Regions from separate parts of the Homo sapiens genome. Here regions 2 and 3 are each linked to region 1. A link is a loop called in an ENCODE intact Hi-C map of the cell type or tissue named here. Cell type or tissue: PC-3. All regions are shown on one strand.

The links. A loop is a pair of places that touch in the nucleus more often than their neighbours do. Peaks named below come from ENCODE experiments on the same cell type or tissue, not always from the same donor. Only the 100,000 strongest peaks of a DNase experiment are listed, where the experiment ranks them.
Region 2: it touches region 1 in a loop (24-fold over the local background); 48 of 110 quality-filtered maps call a loop at or near these places.
Region 3: it touches region 1 in a loop (8-fold over the local background); 3 of 110 quality-filtered maps call a loop at or near these places.

What each region holds. Positions count from the first base shown.
Region 1 is chr12:114,666,439-114,670,438 of GRCh38, reverse strand. TBX3 (T-box transcription factor 3) reads left to right here. Exons shown (of 7, transcript NM_005996.4): 7 at 1-184. Among named protein-coding and RNA genes, the nearest start is that of TBX3-AS1, 14 kb to the left of the region's middle. In PC-3, a CTCF peak has its summit at 2,171; DNase peaks (open chromatin) are centred at 318, 868 and 2,088; H3K4me3 peaks cover 3,899 bases; H3K27ac peaks cover 3,429 bases.
Region 2 is chr12:115,630,555-115,634,554 of GRCh38, reverse strand. All of the region lies in intron 1 of LOC105370003 (a long non-coding RNA gene), which reads left to right. All of the region lies in intron 2 of LOC105370002 (a long non-coding RNA gene), which reads left to right. Among named protein-coding and RNA genes, the nearest start is that of LINC02463, 250 kb to the left of the region's middle. In PC-3, a CTCF peak has its summit at 1,987 (motif pointing right); a DNase peak (open chromatin) is centred at 2,104.
Region 3 is chr12:115,339,180-115,343,179 of GRCh38, reverse strand. The region is part of intron 2 of LOC124903082 (a long non-coding RNA gene); the gene reads left to right. Among named protein-coding and RNA genes, the nearest start is that of LINC02463, 550 kb to the left of the region's middle. RefSeq lists an enhancer at 1,112-2,311. In PC-3, no CTCF peak of the experiment used is centred here; a DNase peak (open chromatin) is centred at 1,569; H3K27ac peaks cover 2,310 bases.

The sequences.
Region 1 (4,000 bases):
AATTGGTGCCTGCCTATAGAGATATATTCACAGTTCAAAAGTCAGGTGCTGAGAGATGGTTTAAAGACAAATTCATGAAGGTATATTTTGTGTTATAGTTGTTGATGAGTTCTTTGGTTTTCTGTATTTTTCCCCCTCTCTTTAAAACATCACTGAAATTTCAATAAATTTTTATTGAAATGTCTTTGGGCCTTGTGTTAAATGTTTTTTCTTTGGGAACCTTTCCTGAAGATGGACAGTCAGGGGAGGGTTTAGTATCTTCTTGTTCTGAGTTTACCCCCTTCCCTTCGCCTTTAAATAATTAAGACCGCCCCCAGCGAACCAAAATGAGATGTCACTCAAGTTACAAAGCTAAAAACAAAAGTCCCTTACTTGAGCGAAGGGAGCCACTTCAATCTGAAATTACTTTTCCTTTAAATTAGGGAGCAAAGCAGGGAGACGGAAAGGGGCCTGATGAGAATACAGAAAGAAGGGTAATTTCAGATACTTTTAAGTTTTAATGGAAAAAGACTGATGTGCTCCCTAAGTCAGGTTTTCCCACCCGAATCCGACCAAAAGTAAGCTCGGCAAGTACGAATGTTTTTCGTTTTAAGCTCGCCCTCAGTTTTGACATCAATCTGGCGAATCCAAGTCGAAAATACCTTCTTGCACCAGTGTGTTTGGCTCGGGGAAAAGGCCAGCAGAATGCCCCAGCAGTCCGAGCGGGCTTGGCTAGGCAGCAACCCTCCAGGTTGTAGAAGTGGACAAGACGCAACGCCTTTCCACTCGGCAACCCCCCACACAGCCTGCAGTCCCTGGTGCCTCAAATTGAACCCGGCTGGCCCAAGGCGCCCCTACGAGGCCCCATCCATCCCGAGTTGTGCGTGCAAAGCGCGGCCAGCTCCGCGAAAACTTAGCTGTGTCACGCGAGGGAGGAGGGAAATTATCCCCGAAAGGGGAAAGGTAATTCCAGGGTGCACATTTCACCCCCTCCACGGCAAAAGTCACCCAGGAGGCTGACATCCTCCCCTAGTCTCCCCTTCAAACCCGTCTCCAGGCTGTTCGGGGAGTTGCCTTTTGAAGTTCAATTTATCTTTGAAACATTCAATAAAAAATGATGAGGCACTGTCAGTCTTTTGGTCTCCCGACCCCCAGCCTCGCCTCCGAGGTGTGTGTCTGTTGGGGGGCGGGGGCGGCACGGGAAGGTTCGAGGGTTAGTCCTTAGCCCTTTTCTTGCCCTGGGGGCCATGACGTGAAGACCCAGCTGGAGCCTGCCTGGCGGCTGCCTCCCTCCCCACCCCCCACCCGCCACCCCCTGGAGCCCGCCAGCCCGGCCCCAAGTCCCTGTCACCTTCAGGCCTCTTGAATGACCGGAGAGGAGGACGCCCCCTCCCTTCCCTCATCCTGTACTTGGAAGGGATCGAGGTCGAGACCTTTTGGAGAGCGGGGCAAAGCCCCTTCCATCTCTGGCCAGGCACGTGGGGACCCCTACAGCCTCCTCTGCGATGTCTCCGGGGGTGGGAGGGAAGACAGACAACCAGAGTATGTTGGTGCGGAGTCGCGGGGGGGGGGAGGGGCGGGGTGCGCTGCGGGGGTGGCAGGGCCTGAGCTGAGACGGGCCCTGGGGACCTTTGAGGCTGGGGCTCCCCCGAGGACTGGGAGATTTCCAGGGCGCGCTCCTTCTGCGCAGCGGCTACAGCCTGAAGGGGGCAGCTCTGGATCCAGCGACAACGCGCGGTGTCCGCGCCTCTGAGAAGGTGGTAGTTGGCTGGTTGCGCTCTCCCGAATTGGGGAAAAAAGAACTCAGCCTCCAAAAGGGAAGAAATGCTTTGCTTTTCTCTTCTTTCTCAGTCCAAATTTGCTTACCTCCTCCCTTCTCTCCCCCCGCCCCCGATTTGGGGACCCTGCTCAGACTTGTGTCCAGCCTCTCTTACTGGCGTTCCTCTTTTTTTTTTTTTTTTTTTTTTAATCTCCTGTGTATCTCATTTGTATATTGTGATGTTAATGAGTAACTCCTGTAGCGCTGATGGGCGGGGGGTGGAGGGGATGAACGGCTCGCAGTCTCTCTGGATTTTGCTGCCTATTACTCACCTGGCGCCGGTCGCAATCTCGCCGCAGGCTTTATGGTGGCTGCGGCCGCCCCAGAGGCCACTCAGGGCAGGCGCCTTCGCCTTTTTTCTGGGCTTCGAGTGCCACCTATCTGTCTCGTCTACGAATGCGTCCAGGTCGCCGCAGCTGGCTCGGCACCCCAGCGCCTCCCGGGTTCCGGAACTTGGGCGCTTCGCCTTCGCCCCTTCTCATCCCCACCACTCCCAGCCCCACTCCCCTCCTCCTCCGTCCCCAGCCCCATTCTCAGCCTCGGAAGAAGCTGCCTTCCCCTCTTTCCTGGATATCACTTTCACTCCCGTTTGTGCCTCAGATGAGAAAAACAGCCCTGCCCTCCTCTGGGTTTCCAAAGAATGTTAGAAAATTCAGTGCGGGAACCCTGGCTCGTAATTCTCTGGACAAGTTCCTTGCTGCTTGTAGAAATCTCTAGACCCTTGTTCTGGACCCCGCCTGGCGGGGGATAACCTGAATTCGCGATGGGTCGATAGAGAAAGGATACCTCCTTCCCCAACATACACACCTCAAATTCTGCCCTGGGGACAACTTGCCAGTACCAGGATGCTCTCTTTTTTACTCCACAACTTTGGAAGTTTTTGTTTTTTAACCTGGCCGCGTCTACAAGGACAAAGGCCATGACTCGCGGGAGCAGCAGTCCCTACGAGGGTCAGCTACCGCAGCCTGCAGGGCCCAGCACCTTCGTGACTTGTAGATTTAAGGTGACAAATGCGGGTGCCGGTCAGAGGCCTCCAACCCCTGCCTGTCGGGAAGGTCGGCTCCAGTCCTGGCTGCGCCCTGGAGTCTGAGACCCGCGGAGGGGAGGGGATGGGGTCGCCTTTTGCTGTGCTTTGAGCCGCGGGTGAAGGCGTCCGGGTTCCTGCTGACCTCCCGGCGCTAATTGCAGGGGCCGAAGGGCGCGCTCGGGCAGAGGCAGGGGTCACGACCTTGCGGCTCCCTCCTCCCGAGGTCCCGGCAACCTGAAGGAGCCGGGTGTGTGCAAGAGGGCGTGTGTGTGTGCGCGCTCGCGCGATTAGGGCCTCTCTCTAGATCTGCGCTGTTCTGGGACCCACTCTTTCTTTGTGGGGACAGTTCCTGACGTGTAGGCCCTTAAAAAAATTTCCATCCAAGAAGGAAAACCCAGATTCTGACCTTTCCCCTAAGCCAGCAGACAGACAGCCGCCTTCAGGCCGCTACGAGAGGCTTGCAACGCTTCACGACAGCGCGCTTTCTGCCTCGCTGGTTTCCAATGTGACCTCACGGCAACCAGCCAAGAAAGTGGCTGTCGGGGTGCAGCTGCGAGGCCGCCAGCGGCGACCTGGGTTCTTCTGTAGGTAGCCCAGTATAGACTCCTATCTAAGGGTAGCTCTTGGGTGTCTGCATTCTGGGGCCAGGAGCTGCAGGTGTTAGAAGGATATGTGTATGTTTGCGTGTAGCTGTGCGTGCTCCATCTGTAGCTGTCTCTTCCAATTTGGGTTTAGAAGTTCATGCGCAAGACAGTTCCGGATGTAGATGCATTTGGTTGTTTTATAATCAAGATGCGTATAATCAAGAAGTATATGTTGCAGATGTCGGAGTTCAAAGTACACGAAACAAGAATAATATAAATACTTGGCATACAAGGGACACGTGCACAAGCCAGGCACTCGGTGAAGCACCCCATAAAAGTGACCCCCGTTAGCCTTCACAGTTAACCCCATAAACGATATATGATCTTTATCTCTGTTTTACAAGAGAGGAAACTGAGGCATAGACCATTAAATCACTTACCCAAGATCCTCTGGGGGAAATTATGGAGCCAGGATTCAAACCGAAGTGGGCTCCAGGATCCACTGTAATTCCCTTTCCTAATTCAGCTGAAGGTGTACGTACCTGCGGCGCATATGTCCCGGATTTACAGAAATCTGAGGGGATGTTCCGG
Region 2 (4,000 bases), 960 kb before region 1:
CCTAGATAGCTGGTAAAAGTATTGTTTCTGGGTGTGTCTGTAAGGGTGCTGCCAGAGGAAATTGACATTCGAGTCAGTGGAGTTGGCGAGGAATACCCATCCTCAGTGTGGGTGAGCACCATCCAATCGGCTGTGAGTACAGCTGGAACAAAGCAGGCAAAAGAAGGTGGGATGACCTTGCTTGCTAAGTGTTCTGGCTTTCATCTTTCTCCCAAGCTGGATGCTTCCTTCCGCTCTTCCTGCCCTTGGACATCAGACTCCAGGTTCTTCAGCCTTTGGACTCTTGGATTTATATCAGTGATTTGCCAGGGGGCTCTTGGGCCTTGGGCCACAGACTGAAGTCTGCACTGTTGGCTTTTCTATTTTTGAGGCTTTTGGACTCAGACTGAGCTACTACTGGCTTATTTCTTCCCCAGTTTACAGAGAGTCTATCATGGGACTTCGCCTTGTGATGGTGTGGGTTAATTCTCCCTAATAAACTCTGTCTCATATATACATAGATCCTATTAGTTATGTCCTTCTGGAGAACCCTGACTAATACATAGGCTGTAGGAGACATAGATAGAAGCCAGGAGTTCAGATGGAAATAAGCCAGATGAAAGGTGACAATCACCAATTCTTAGTATGACCTTCAGTGTTAATGAAGGCATGATATTCTGCCATGTGGCTGTGTTATAATTTACCTAGTCGTTTTTCTAGAATTGGACGTGTGATTATTTCCAATTTGTATTCCTGTCCCACCCTTACTTATGAACCCACCTGAATAATTTTTTTCAATTCCATTCCCAACTGAAATATCATATTCTCTCTGACCCTATTAGGAAAGATTGTGTGAATTGAACAGTGCTTAGAAACAGGGCAGAGGCCTTTCTTCCTGGTGGTGTGGATAGGCTGTTTCCTGGAGAAATTAGGCTACACTGACAGTCATCTCGTTGTGTCTCCCTTTTGCAGATTTGGGGATCTGTAGGGATGCTGTTGGTGCCTTACCTGATCCCCTGGGATCCTCTTTGGCAACTGAGTCTGCATCACCCAGCTGTTGTGTAGGGTGCTGCTAACTGCTCATACCTCCAACCCTTCTTCAGAGAATTGCTTTGGAGTGACTGGAGCCACTTTGCCTGCAGGAAACTGAGAGTTTTACATTCCCTTCCATGGCAGCCCATAGTCAGTGACTGGCATATGCTGGGGTACAAAAGTCAAGTCTCCTCATCTCAAGGTGTGCAGTGCCATTAACACCCCAGGGCTCCTGGTCAGATCAGGATGAGGCTAGATTTTACCTGAAACCACATCATTGCCTGACTTCTTCCACTTTTCTATCTTGTTTCTTCCATACCAATATAGGTTTCTCTTAAGGGCACTCAATAAATCACTGGCACCTAATCCTTGTCCCAGGCTCTGCTTCTAGGGCATCTGGCCTAACCTAAGACAAGGCTATTTGTCCTATGTATAATCAGTCAACACAGATACAGACACACTACCTATTGTTTTCTTTATTCTATTTACTTGCCTTGATGCCAATGTGCTCTGTTATGTCATTGATTCATGCATTGATTTTCAATTTAAACAGCACCCAAAAGTATAATGATACCCTTCCTAAATGCATAGTGTGTTTTTCAGCATCAGAAAATGTGGGTTTGAGTCCTGGCTTCCCTATTTTGCTAACTCTACACCCTGGGCAGTTCCATGGCCTCTTTGAGCCTCCGTTTTCTCAGCTGTGAAATGGAAGCAATAGTAATGTTATCTCAAGTCAGGCACATGAAAAGCACTTTGCTTCTGAGAACAGTTATGATTCACCATAAATATGGCAGTTAAAGATGATAATTGGGAAGTATTGATCTGAATTTTCATCAGATTTCTGAGATATGGTTTTACATGGATGCTTGGCCCTTTTAATTTCATACATGAAAAATCTCTCTCCAATTCATAAATTTCACCAAAAATTTGGGCTCAGGGCCACCTTTATTCAAGGGTTTCAGGTACAACATTACCACCAGGTGGTAGTGTGGTTATATGTCCTGAGCAAAGCAATTTGTCCCCCATCTTCCAAAACTACTACAAAGGTTTTGTGATATATTCCATTCTATATACTCCTACCCTCTGTAAAAGCACAATAAAGTCATGCAGAATTCTCCAATGCAAGTTGTACACTTGCCAAGATATTTTTAAAAATTCATTTGCAGGCTGACTAAGCAAAACTGTTTGAACAACTGCAACTAGGCTCTCTTGGAGCAAAACCAATAAAAATATCAACCAGGTGGTAAATTATGGAATGTATAGATTGGGAGGAAGTTTCCCTAGATGAGTTTTGAAGAAGGTTTATCATAGGAAGTGGATGAAACCCAGGATGTTGTTTCCATACAAAGGCTGGCATGTGCCACTTGTCATACTTAAAATTCCATTCCATGCAGAATTTGGCCTACAGTAGGTGCTCAACAAATGTTAAAGAATCAATCAGTTCATCAATCAATCAGCCCACACATGCATGAATAAATGATTAAGGACTGTAATGGCAGAATGTATTTTATCTGTAGGATAAGCATTAAGAAACTCATCTGATGTAGACATGTGCTTTAGTTTTTGGGGAGAATGAACTCGATTGAACAAGCAATGTAAATAGGGTTGAGGTGTCAATTATCTGTGAACTTCCTTTTTAAGCTGAGAACTTGAAGAAGGAAACTGTTTGGAAAACTCTGCTGTAGCTGTTAGGAACTTCCTGGGCCCTGAACAAAATCAGTCTTGACTCCACAGTGTGAAAGAAGGGAGGAAATCTTAAAGCTCTGATTTTCTTTCCCCCAAGATACCAATTTCCCTTGGCCAGTCCTCATTCTCCATTCAATGATCTAACCTAGGCAGACTTGCAGCCCTCCTTCTAATTCCCTGTAGCAAATCTGAGACCAGGACAGGATGTCAAATAGCATCTCCCTAAAGGCTCTGGGATGGCACAAGGGAAATAAACTGAGAGGACATTGAGAAGAAATAGATGATTTGTCCCACTAGCTAAGTTACATTCCTCTTTGGCTTGAAGTGTCTTTAGGGTGTCTTTCTGCCTATTTCCTGGCTATTGATGAAGCAGAAGCCAACGTTTTCCAACAAGCTGGAGGTATTCCTGATGACATCTAGGCTGCTTGAAGTTGAGATTCGGGGGAACTGGGCCTAAGGAAAGGAAGGACTTTTCCCTCTTGTGTTTGTGTTAGCTAAAAATGCAAATGACTGCAAATCATGGAAAACCTAATGACAGAGGCTTAAATCACCCACATATCAGAAGTCCTTGTGAGTATGCAGTAGATTGTTGGCATTGGCTCAGTAAGCCAATAGTATTCTTTTGAGAGCTCCTGGGATTCTCTTGGGCTCTCCCTCATGGCCACAAGATGGTTACTTCCTGCATTGCCAGAGGGGAAAGAAGAAAAGGGAAAATGGGAAGGTCCAGGTTAAGGCTGTCTCTTTTTATCAAATTATATATAATGTTTCCAAAATTCTCCCTTGCCGGCTTTCATTTCTGTTTCCTGAACAGGACTAGTCCCATAGCTGCAAGGGAGGCTGACCGTGTTTCGCTTTCTAGCCTCTACAGCGGATGGTAGCCAGGGAGAAGGGAGGAGGAATAACTCTTGGGTCTCTAGTCAGTAGTGTTGGCCCAGTTTCTACAGCCTGCTTTCCAAGTTCCTATTTCTTACCTGGGTACCTGCATCTTACCTGATAATTCACATCTTGAATGCCCACATATATGAGAAGACGCCACTCACTTTCTGCCACAAGAAGCACCATAACAATCAGACCCAGATCTGTCCATGCGAGAGATACCCAAAGACAACAGCTAACATCTGCTGAAGACTTACTTGCCAGGCACTGTGCTAGGTATATCACATTGAACTTTTTAAAACCCTAAAAATAACTTTGAAATCACTCCATTTTACAGACGAAGAAACCAAGGCCCAGTTTTGTCGAGGGACTTGTCTGACTAAAAAGAGACATATTTTGGATTTGAACTAAGGCAGTGTCATGGTCT
Region 3 (4,000 bases), 670 kb before region 1:
CTCTTGCCACCCTCAGTCTTCTGCTGGTGTTTATCATTGGTCAAACCCAACTGAAAGCCGGGGTAAGGGAACATGAGTTTCATAGTCTGTGTGCATCACAAAGAGGGCAGAGCAAGGTAGAGAATTAACCTTCGAGATGGAATTGGAGTTAGAATAACCAGCATCCTTGATTCAAGGTGGTAAAAGGGAAGACAATGCTACCTGCCTATTTGTTAAGGAGACTGAGTTGACAGGAACAAAGTTTATCGGGTGATATTCCCATGCAGAATCAACATAGAAGCTCCTCATTCTTTGGCAAGAAATGTTCCCTCCAATTGTATATATTTGACATTGGTCGGAGTGATGGATGGAGAGAAAAAAATAAAGGATACTAGGTCCTTGGTGTGTTGTTTCACGTGAAGACCACAAAGATTTTCTAGCGGAGAGATGTATTCTTATGGTAACCAGTTTCTAATAGTCCTATCCTTGTGTAGTTCCCTCCCACATTATACCAGGGTTGGTCTCACCAATGGCATACAGCGGAAGTGATGGTGTTTCACCTCTGAGATTAGATAACAAAAGAAATTGCAGGTATATTATCTCTCCCCCATCCCCCCCTTTCCTGCTCTCCTTTTTTCTTCCTCCCTTCTCCCTCCTCCCTGCTCTCTTCTCTCCTCTCTGTCTTTCAACTGATCATGGTGGGGGGCGGGGTGGGGGGCAGGTGGGGGGAGCTATTTTGGGAGCAGCCCTGAAGAGAGACCTACATAGTGAGAATCTGAGACTTCCTGCCAACAGCCACATGAATAAGCATTGAAATGAATTTCCCCCAGTCAAGCCTTCAAATGAGACGACAGCCCATCTGACTACTTGACTGCCATGTCATGAGAGACTCTGAAGCAGAACCATGCAGTTAAGCTGCTTCCAGATTCTTGACGTTCAGAAACTGCGAGCTAACTTTGAGGTTAAATGCATTTGCTCCTTTTCAGTAATGATTTGTAACATGCATTTATTTTGTGCTTATTTTAATCTTTCACAAAGCCTGGGATTCACACTCTCTTAACTGTGTAACAAAGTCCTTGTCTAGCCTCTGAGACTCAGTTTCTTCAATTTTCAGTGAAGATCACAATAATCCTATCAAAAGGGTTGTCCTGAGGATCAAATTGTTGTCCAAAATACTTATAGTATTCTAATTCCCTTAGGACAGTGCCTAAAACAGAGTAACTACTTAACAAACTTAGTTGTTATCATTAAAGAGGGAGAAAAATGGGTTTCAAATACTATTTATAATTAAGATCATGGCACCAATGAAACCTGAGATTACAGTTCACCATTATTGCATGGTCTATTTCAGCTCTGTTATTTCTCTTGCCTCGAAGACAGTTCTGTTCTCTCACAATTGCTGCAATGCACAGTTTCCCAAAACAACATGCAGTTCTGCCAACCTCAGAGGCCTGGAGCTTTGAAACATCCCCCTCCTGACCATGGAGAATTGGCTGTCTCCACTCGCGCCTCCTTGGCAGAAGGGGAATCCCTGATTTTCTGGACATGCTTTGTCACTCCCTGGGTGTGAGCCAGATCTTGCTCATGATTTCCATTCTCTAATGACTCGGGGATGAGCATGTGACTGAGTCATAGGGAGCCGGTGGGGTGTGGGTGGCTGTATGGTGTTTATACTGAAATCACAGGGGGTTGGGGCTTCATAGAAAATAGCAACAATGAGTAGATGACCGGTTCAGATGTGAGTTCAGCAAACCACCAAGGCACATGTATACCTATGTAACAAACCTGCATGTTCTGCACGTGTATCCCAGAACTTAAAGTATAATTTGAAAAAAGAAAAAAAAAAAAGAAAATAGCAACAATGAATAAGGAGTCAGAGCAGCTCACCCAAGCTCTGTCATGTTTCACACTTAACCTGGGAAAATTCACCAACTTTCCTTGTTGCTAAAAACTGCCAAGTTTTTCAATCAGTAAGCGCATCTTCTTTCTCTCTAAGAATGATGTCAAGAGCACTATTAGTAGCTTTTGTCTTGAAGCTTGAGCTGGCCTTCATGACAATCTTCCCACTTTGGCAAGAGAGTACATCCATTTTAGTTTTCAACTCTCCCTTACTCCCCAGAAGCAGGTAAAAAGGAAAAGCAGCAGTGAAAATAGTAGCTGTCATTCTGTGTCAATTACCCTCCTAGGCATAGAAATCTCTGACTGGAAAAGAATGGAAGAAAATTGCCAAGTGGACAGAAGGTTGAATCCCAGTATTTTCTCTCCAAAGCAATTCACCTTTCAGACTACACATATTCAAAGAAGCATATGGGCCGGGTATGGTGGCACATGCCTGTAATACCAGCACTTCGGGAGGCCGAAGTGGGGGTATCACATGGGGTCAGGGGTTTGAGACCAGCCTGGCCGACATGGTGAAACCCCATCTTTACTAAAAATACAAAAATTATCCAGGTGTGGTGGCATACACCTGTAATGTCAGCTATTCTGGAGGCTGAGGCAGGAGAATCACTTGAACCGAGGAGGCAGAGGTTACAGTGAGCCAAGGTTGTACCACTGCACTCCAACCTGGACGATAGAGTGAGTGAGACCCTGTCTTAAAACAAACAAACAAAAGCATATGTACAAGCACATATTTAGAGTCATGCTGTTTACAATAGTGAAAAATAGGAAGCTACAAAAATGACCATCTATTCGTGACTAATTCAACTCATTCATATACTTTCAAAAGTGGTATACTCTATAACCATTAGCAAGAATATGCTATATTTATTTGTATTATATACCCAAATTATAAATCATTCTACTATAAAGACACATGCACACATATGTTTATTGAGCCACTGTTCACAATAGCAAAGACTTGGAATCAACCCAAATGCCTATTAATGATAGACTGGATAAAGAAAATGTGGCACATATACACCGTGGAATATTATGCAGCCATAACAAAGAATGGGTTCATGTCCTTTGCAGGGAAGCCATCGTTCTCAGCAAACTAATACAGGAACAAGAAAGCAAACACTGCATGTTCTCACTCATAAGTGGGAGTTAAACAATGAGAACACCTGGACACAGGGAAGGGAACATCACACACGGGGGCCTGTCAGGGGTTGGGGGGCAAGGGGAGGGAGAGCATTAGGACAAATACCTAATGCATGCGGGACTTAAAAACCTAGATGACGGGTTGATAGGTGCAGCAAACCACCATGGCACGTGTATACCTATGTAACAAACTTGCATGTTCTGCACATGTATCCCAGAACTTAAAGTAAAATTAAAAAAAGATAAATAAATAAAAAACAAACAAAATCACACAAAGGAATGTATAAAATATCTATAAGTGAGCCACGTCACAGTATAATAGGAATAGTGTAGTTCCATTTCTGTTTTGAATTATCCTCTGAGTGTGTATCTGCATATATTTATTCGAATAAAAAATGTAGGTGTCTGGAACGTTACACACTAAACTATTAACAGTAATTGGGGGTGGCCTGGTTTTGGGAAGGATCAGAAGAAAAACAGCTTTTACTCTCTAAAAATCTCTAAAATTCTACACTGTTTGAAATTCTAACAACAAACATATTTGTGGATGACTTTTAATTACTTTTTATTAACCAGCTTAAAAACGGAGAGGTATAAGACATGGTACCCTGGGTTTCTTCTAGTTTCTCTGCAACAAACTAGTTATGAACAACTAGCTAGTTTTGGAGAGAGGCCCAAAGTATAGGAGAAGGGGAAAAAATGAAGGGATGTGGGAGAAAGAAAAGAAGGAAACTGGACAGTGGGAAGAGAAAATAACTACACGAGTATAGTCCAACAGGAACTATGGAAGAATTCTAAAACTCTAGACTCACCTGGAAGTTTGCTGAAAGACAAAGTTGGGGCCCTAGCCCTGGAGATCTTGAGTCAGTCGGTCTAGAGAGGACAAGGGAAACTGCATTTTAATGCTTCTCCCAGGTGTCTCTCATTAGAAACCATAAACAATGGGGTTAAGGCCCAGCTCCGCAACCACTGCCTCTGC